Linked DNA regions of Mus musculus: all the other regions are linked to region 2. The links are chromatin loops, found by intact Hi-C in ENCODE. Cell type or tissue: left cerebral cortex. All regions are shown on one strand. Region 1 has its middle 7.7 kb from the start of Mir760. Region 2 overlaps 4933405D12Rik (RIKEN cDNA 4933405D12 gene). Region 3 holds the start of 4930447N08Rik (RIKEN cDNA 4930447N08 gene).

Region 1 (2,500 bases), 600 kb after region 2:
CCCTCTTGATGACATCTCTGAGGTGCCCTGTGACCCTCCTTCCCAAGCTCTTGATCTCTCACTTAACACTACATACATACATACATACATCATGCATGCATACATACATACATACATATATCATGCATGCATACATATATACATACATATATCATGCATGCACACATACATACATACATCATGCATGCATATATACATACATATATACATACATAATATATGCATGTATACATATATACATTCGTACATTCATGCATATATAATACATTCATACATACATACATACATATGTCACCCTCTCTCCCTTTATTCTCCCACATCCTCCTGGCACAGGCCCTCCTTTCTTCCAGATCTTCCCCACCTACACTGCTTCCTGGCTGTATTCCTCCCAGGCCTCTGTCACACTAGCCTCATTGTCTTCAGTCCTCACTTCTCAAATGACCCCACACCCATGTGTCCTCTGAAGCCCAAAGCATTTCCCAGGGTCCCTCCTCCTCCTGTTTTCTTCTGTTTCATCCAAAAAAAAAAAATGCACCCACTCCAGATTCAAACGTGTTTTCCCTGGCACTTTGTTCTGTGTGCCCAGGTAGCCTGGGGGGCATCCTCTTTCCACAGAAGAATTACCCAAAGCAACCCTCTATGCAAGGGCAGCTCTGTGAGCTTAACTGTGGGCTGCACACCCGGGTTTGCTTCAAGGTATTATCTTCATCTACTCCCTCCAGTCCATCAGAGCTCACAAACACCAAGATCCCTCTGGGGTCTAGCTAGCTCCTGCATGGAGTCTCTGGGAGATATGAATGTATGACATTGTTTCCATACACAATTGTTCCCCCACCAACCTCAGGACTACAGTTTCCCTTCCAGGGTTGTCATCCTTCGGTGAGCAACCTTAGCCAGTGACCCTGGCACCGGAGTCAGCCTGCAGTGCTTCGCTATGCCAGTCTGGCCCTGAGAATGTGGCCTATCCTACCATGCTTTGTTCCCAGGAACTACAGGGCTGCAGCTTCCCTTTGCAAAATCTCTCTCCTTCCTGCCAGAGCGGGTGAGCCCTGGAGGCTCCTCCCTGCCAGAGCAAAGCAGAACAGTTAACCATCAGGCCTTGTCTGGGGGGTACAGCTGAGTGGCAGAAAGCTTGCTGAGCAAGCGCAAAGCCCTGGTCTGACGTCAGCACTTCTCGTGTAAGAAGATGACACATCAAGTCTCTGCAGAGAGAAAACCAGGGCTCCCCCTGGCACATTTCTGGCATGAAAGTGAAAAGTTTGCAAGGTTCTGCTCCTCTGGCTCTGCATTCTCTGCCTAGCCCTCACCTTGAGAGTCAAGATGCCCCTTTCTTGGGCCTGAGCCCTGCCTTGGGCCCTTCTCCATGCCCAAACCCTTGGAGGCACTACCGCCCTGCTGACACTTTGTCAAACAGTTTCAGGCAGTGGGAGCAGGAGGTGGGAGTCATCTGACAGGCTTCCCTCGGGGCATGGCCTTGTTCTACCTTTCTGCTCAGCTAACCTGGCCTGTCTGTATCTGTGCCTATTTTGGGAACTAACAAGAGCCTCCTTTCTGCCCTTGGTGACCCACATGCTAGACCTGATCTGCTTCTCTGGCCACTGTTATAGTGGTAGTGATAATGGAGACAGGGATGAACAGAGAGACCAATTCCAGCTTAGGGCTCTATTCATCTTTTAAAAGAGAGTAAGAAGAAAACACTCTTTGCAACTGGTGAGATGTAGAAGAAGCCCAAGAAAGGGAAGTGAGTTTGGTAAAGGATGAAGGGAGGGGATGGAGGGAGGGCAAGAGAGAAAAGGAGAGAGGTGGGGATGAAGTCTCCTCTTTATAGAATGTCCTGTCTCCTTAAGGACTCTAAAGCCGAAGATTCTGGAAGTGTCTCATGAAAGGTATCCAGGGTAGGGGGTGACTGAGTATTGGAACGGGAAGAGAGGAAAGGACTAGCCAGTGCCCTGGGGCTGCCAAGTCCTGCTGCTCCTGGGTGCCTGTCTCACCCTTGCTAACAGAGCTCCCCAGGCCTCTGACCATTGCCCCCACTTTGACTGTTCTGCCTCGGCTGCTCTTTCTTCTTCTCTATACTTTGCTTTTTCCTATCCTGCCTTGATACCAGCGTGAATTTCTCCTGAGAGCTCCTGCCACCGTCCTTTCCCCAGCCGGGTGGCCAGGCCCCTTCCTCACAGGTGTATTCCACTACACACTTCTCTCCCCACAGTATTTCCACCCACATAGCCACCCAATCCTTCACTTATCATGTATCTGCTTGTGCGGGGGGCTGGGTGCTGATCTGAAAGTGAACGAGACGCTTGGATTCTCACGGTGTTGGGTAGTATACAGTCCAGTGGGGGAGAAAGACACTCACAAAGGACAAAGACCCTCAAGGCAGTAGGTATTTGGAGAAATCAAGATGCTATTATACAAATGCACAAGAAAGGGTGGGCACGTGGGACTGGAGACTGGAAGAAGTTTGGGACCCTCTCTCTCAGGAAGGAATGTTGAAGCTGAA
Region 2 (2,500 bases):
TGTGTGTGTGTATGTGGTCTCTGTGTTTGTGTGTGTGGTCTGTGGGTGTGTGTGGGTGTGTCTGTGGGTGTGGGTGTGTATGTGTGTGTGTCTGTGTGTCTGTGTGTCTGTGTGTCTGTGTGTCTGTGTGGTCTCTGTGTGTGTGTCTGTGTGTGTGTGGTCTCTGTCTGTGTGTCTGTGTGTGTGTGTGGTCTGTGTGTGGGTGTGTGTGGGTGTGTGTGTGTCTGTGTGTGTATGTGGGTGTGGGTGGGTGTGTATCTGTGTGGGATGTGTGTGTGTGTGTGGTGTGTGTGTGTGTGTGTAAATTGTTTGGACACAAAACTTGAGGATGTGGCCTTGAAACTGGGCTGACCCTTGGGGAGAACTCGGGCCTTTCCGTTCCGATTTCTACTAATCATCCACCTTCCCACAGTCCTAACTACTGAATACCAAATTAAAACTTAAGTTCTGTCTTTAATTCTTAGTAATCTGGATTACAGACTGGGGGAGGGAGGGGCTTCTATAACCGTGCATGCTAATGGACTCCTCAGTGGGGACAGGTGAGCTGAGACCCCCTCTGCAACAGTTCCTTATCATCACTGCTGACTGCTCCACGTCTCCTGATCTTTCTCGTTCACTCTTCCATCCCATTCAATTCTCCAATAAACTCAATTGCACCAGTATTCTGAATGTTGGCCTCTGGGCTCAAGCAAAGCAGAGGTACACAACCCTGTGTGTTAGCAAACGTGGTGTCACTACCCACTTTCAAAAGATGGCAATGCTACTTCAGGTGTTCTCATTCAGAACTGAGATAACCCTACATAAAGTGTTAATGCTGTTTCTGTTTAGTGAATGAGAACAGTTTTAGGGAATTGCTCCTGCAGTAAGGAAAACGAGCCTTCGTGTTAGTTTTGCTCATACAGAAGCTGGAGCCACATAATCATTCAATACCATTTTAAACTTTAGGACATGGTATAGCTAGCTATCTCTGCAGCAGCCACTGAGACACAAATGGAAAGCGACCGTGTCCTTGTCCAGTAGAGGGCACTCCTGTACTGTAACCAAAGCAAATCTCAACGGAAGGTAAAGCCCCATCTCCTGAGGGAAGCATCTGTCCTGCCTCCCCTCCCAGTCCTCACAAAGCCCCTCTAGCTCCCGCTCTGTATCAGGCAAGTACCTTACCTACACATTTGGGTTTGAAGTGCCCATGAATGCCTTGCTGGCGTTGTCTAGTTATTCTTTTGAAAATACTTTTTTTATACTTATGAACAGTCCGCTCTTAGGGATAGGACTGGTGAAGTTTGCAGGGCCTGTATAAATACACAGGGAGCTGACAGCATCGCTCAGTGGGTAGATGCGTGCTGAACAAACATGTGGTCCTGAGTTATGATCCCTAACATCCACATAAAACCTGGACATGGTGGTGCACCTCTGGAACCCCAATACTGAGAAGGCAGTAGATATAGGAGCAGGGGTCCCCATAGTTTTCCCACCTGCCAATCACTGATTGGCGAGCTCCAGGTTCAGCTGGAGAACCTGTCCCCTCAAATACGGTGAAGTTTGAAAAGATACCCAATATCAACTTGGGGCCTCCATATATACCCAGGCACACATGTGTACACGGACTCCCACATTCCATCATAAACATGTACTCACAAAGACACACACACACAAACACAACCAAAAGAAGGAAGACAAAATACAATGACTCTGTGTAATTGAGAATCTTAAAAAAGTAACAACGAGGCCTTTAAACAAACATAGGGTCTTTTTGAGCAAAGCATGATGTTAGTCCATGAACCAGCCATATTTAACAAGATAGGTGATATTTCCCCCCTCCCACTCCATGTTCTCTATCATCCCAGCAATCTCTCCCCCATGGCATACTCCCAAATGGCTGCTGAAGAAAGGGAGACTTACTGTTTCTCAGACACCATATTATATGTACTATATTGCATAAAGTGTATATTACATTATGAAAGGAGCTTAGAAATCCAGTCTAATTACTCAATTTAAAGATGCCTGAACTACATTCCAGAGAGATGAAGTGAAGCTCACCCTAGTTATGCTTAAGTCTGGACCAGATCGAAGAGGTCTCATCTGCCAGGGTGAGGCTCACTCACACAGGCCCATGGAAAAGGGATGCAAGGTTGGTTCAATATTCGAAAATTCATTAACATAATCTACTATATAAACAAACTCAAAGAAAAAAATCACATGATCATCTCCTTAGATGCAGAAAAAGCATTTGTGTTTAAGCATTTGCCTTTCTTACTCTCCTCTCTAGCCCTCCTTCTCTCTCTCCCTTCCCCCTCTCTCCCTCTTTCTACCTTCTCTCTTTCTCTCTGCCTTTCTGCAATAAAGCTCTAAAACTATTTTTTAAAAAAAGAAAAGAAAAGAAAAGAAAAAGCATTTGACAAAATACAACACCCCTTCATGTTAAAAGTATGGAGAGATCAGGAATTCCAGACCCAATCCTAAACATAATAAAAGCAATTTACTGAAAACCAACAAACAGCCA
Region 3 (2,500 bases), 100 kb after region 2:
TATAGCATTCCAAGAGATTAAGCACATAAGATCATCAGTCACCATGGCTCCGATGGACCTCAATATTCACACCCAAAGATCGCTTTACTGCTTTCTCTTAGAGATGCCTGGTGTCTCCAAGTAAGAACACAGACTTCTCAAAAACAAACCTAGGAGAGTAACCCCGATTAATTTATATGAGCGTTAGTTTCACTCAGCCCTGAATGTATATCGTCTATGATTTTAAAAAAAAAATTCTTAGAGAACTATTTTCCTCCAGATTGGTCATGAATTTCAGATCAGTTGAGTCCCCAAAGACAATTTGTCCTTTGGAAACTTAATTGGATTTTTGTACTTGTGCCAAGAGAACAGTTTTGATGCAGATCAGAGGTTTGGGTCACACAGTCTGCCTTCCCTTACTGAGAAATCAGAGCTTTAAAAAATGCAATTGCATACAAAATAGAATGCAGAAAATAGGCAGCTCACAGAGGCAGCTTCGGATTTCAAATATATGCTCAAGTATTCAGGATAATCACATGGAAAGAAGTAATCACAGATACAACAACTGTTTTAGATATAAAAGCAGACTTAGTCCCTAAAGAATATCATAATCTCTCCTTATAGGTCAGCCATGAAGTTGGGCAAGAATGGAGAATTACCCTAAAGTTATGATAATCTTTACTCAGCCGGTGTTGCTATGGGATTCTGTGTCTACAGAATGAGGTTCCTGTACAAGGTGTTGGTATACATGGCCCACCATTGAGTAAAATGTGTTGTTAACTTTTATCACTTTGTCTCTAAGTAGAAGACTTCCCATATGTGAGCACTGTGGGATAGGTACTGAGTAGACACACAATCTCTGGTCCTCATGATTTTCCTTGTGAAGGTGGTGGGACCATTATAGGAACGAGGACAGGGCAGCTGCATTTATTTACAACTGCACAGCACCCACAGGAGTCTAAAATCAACCTCTGCCTTGGCTTCCGCCTAGCTCCGTCACTGCGCATGCTCAGTCGCATGCACTGCTCAAACTGCACGTCAACTGCTCACACCTTTGCCCGTGGTCTTTCCATCTACCTGGGGCCTGCATTGCTGTCTGGTGCGCTCCTGCCTGTCTCCCAGGTGACGCCTACATCTCCTTCAAACAGAGGCCCCCTCAGCCTCGCAGCTCAGACCCAGGGCAGGCGCTTCTCCTTGTGTTCACAGTGACACTGGGTGAGTAAGGACAGATTGCACTTCTGTTTCTTTCTTGGCTTTAAGTGTGCTGGGCTTAGCAATCCCCTCCCCACAATCCCACTTTCTCAGCTAACAAAATCCTGGCAGACAGTAAGAATTTAAGAAAAAAAAAATGTTGAGTTAATGAAAAGATTGCGGCCCCCAGCTCTGACCCGAGGTACTTTCCCACAGAGATTGAGTCGACCATTAGCCCTTATTTTTCCTGGAACACAAAGGATTTTCATGGTCTGTGCTGACATCTGATTACATATTAATTCCTTTTGTCACCATGGCTGCGCTCTCTGTTTTAACAGATGATCTGCTTTTCATTTGTGTTTGCCTATGTAGTACTTATGTCTGCACACTTTCCTATCTGCATGTAGTGCTGTGGGGACCACATTTCCAACACTATTCTATTATAAAGCAATACTTCAAATGAGACTTAAAGACGGTGGACCATGTGAGCAAAAAGCCATATATAACATCACTCAGGTTCATTATCTTAGCAACATGCACTCCATATTTGGTAAAACACAGGGCTATGTCCTCTCATCTTTGTGGCTCCTCACATTATAACTATGGGACTGTTTACGTAGGCTCTGGCTGTCTCCCAGTTGGAATCTTCCTGCAAGTCATTTGTTTCAGGCTCTTTTGCTCAGATCACAGAGGAAGTGTCTTTCAATTTTTACACAAGTTATCTTATACACAGTGGTCGTTGCTCAGAAATAAGATTTTTAGATTACCTCGTAGCAATCCCTGAAGGCATACCACGGAAAGTGTGACAGAGGGCTTAGGGCATGAACATCAGGCAATTTGCTAAGCTATGCCCTAATTGAGTCTGTTACATAGTAATTCAAATCTGTCCTGGCTAAAATTCGCTGAACAAGTATGTTAAGAGGTATTAATGGATCTGGGGATGTAGGGCAGTGGTGGACTGCAAAGCTCCGGACAAAAAGAAATAAAAAAGGGGAGTATTAAATTCAACCTCTGGAATTGCTCACAAATCATTTAAATGGACTGCCAAATGAATGTTAAGTCTGCTGTATCCACAGCCCAGCGCAGAGCAGATAAAATGTGTCTGTGTTACAAGTCACCACTACAGGTGCAGAAACACAGACGTAAGCTCCAGGGCAAGAAAGGGGTACTGAAGACAAACAGCCACTTAAGCATATAATTAAATTCTCTCTCAAAAGCAGGCCGGGCAAGCATGCATGCTTATCCCACTGATCACATTAAATCCCTTAGAAAATTTAATTATGGCAAGCAAAAATCCATGGGAAGGTTTATAAGAAACAAATGGAGTTCT

What was found. Peaks named below come from ENCODE experiments on the same cell type or tissue, not always from the same donor. Only the 100,000 strongest peaks of a DNase experiment are listed, where the experiment ranks them.
Region 1: a loop joins it to region 2, with 2.6 times the contacts of the local background. A loop is called at or near these places in 3 of 42 quality-filtered maps.
Region 3: a loop joins it to region 2, with 3 times the contacts of the local background. A loop is called at or near these places in 2 of 42 quality-filtered maps.

What each region holds. Positions count from the first base shown.
Region 1 is chr3:122,300,140-122,302,639 of GRCm38, reverse strand. It overlaps Gm40190. Among named protein-coding and RNA genes, the nearest start is that of Mir760, 7.7 kb to the right of the region's middle. In left cerebral cortex, a CTCF peak has its summit at 1,232; DNase peaks (open chromatin) are centred at 389 and 1,143; H3K27ac peaks cover 1,216 bases.
Region 2 is chr3:122,902,799-122,905,298 of GRCm38, reverse strand. The region is part of intron 3 of 4933405D12Rik (RIKEN cDNA 4933405D12 gene); the gene reads left to right. Among named protein-coding and RNA genes, the nearest start is that of Fabp2, 9.0 kb to the right of the region's middle. In left cerebral cortex, a CTCF peak has its summit at 1,015 (motif pointing right); a DNase peak (open chromatin) is centred at 1,027.
Region 3 is chr3:122,800,531-122,803,030 of GRCm38, reverse strand. All of the region lies in intron 9 of Pde5a (phosphodiesterase 5A, cGMP-specific), which reads right to left. It overlaps 4930447N08Rik (RIKEN cDNA 4930447N08 gene), which reads left to right and starts at 1,051. Exons shown (of 4, transcript NR_045168.1): 1 at 1,051-1,194. In left cerebral cortex, no CTCF peak of the experiment used is centred here; a DNase peak (open chromatin) is centred at 997.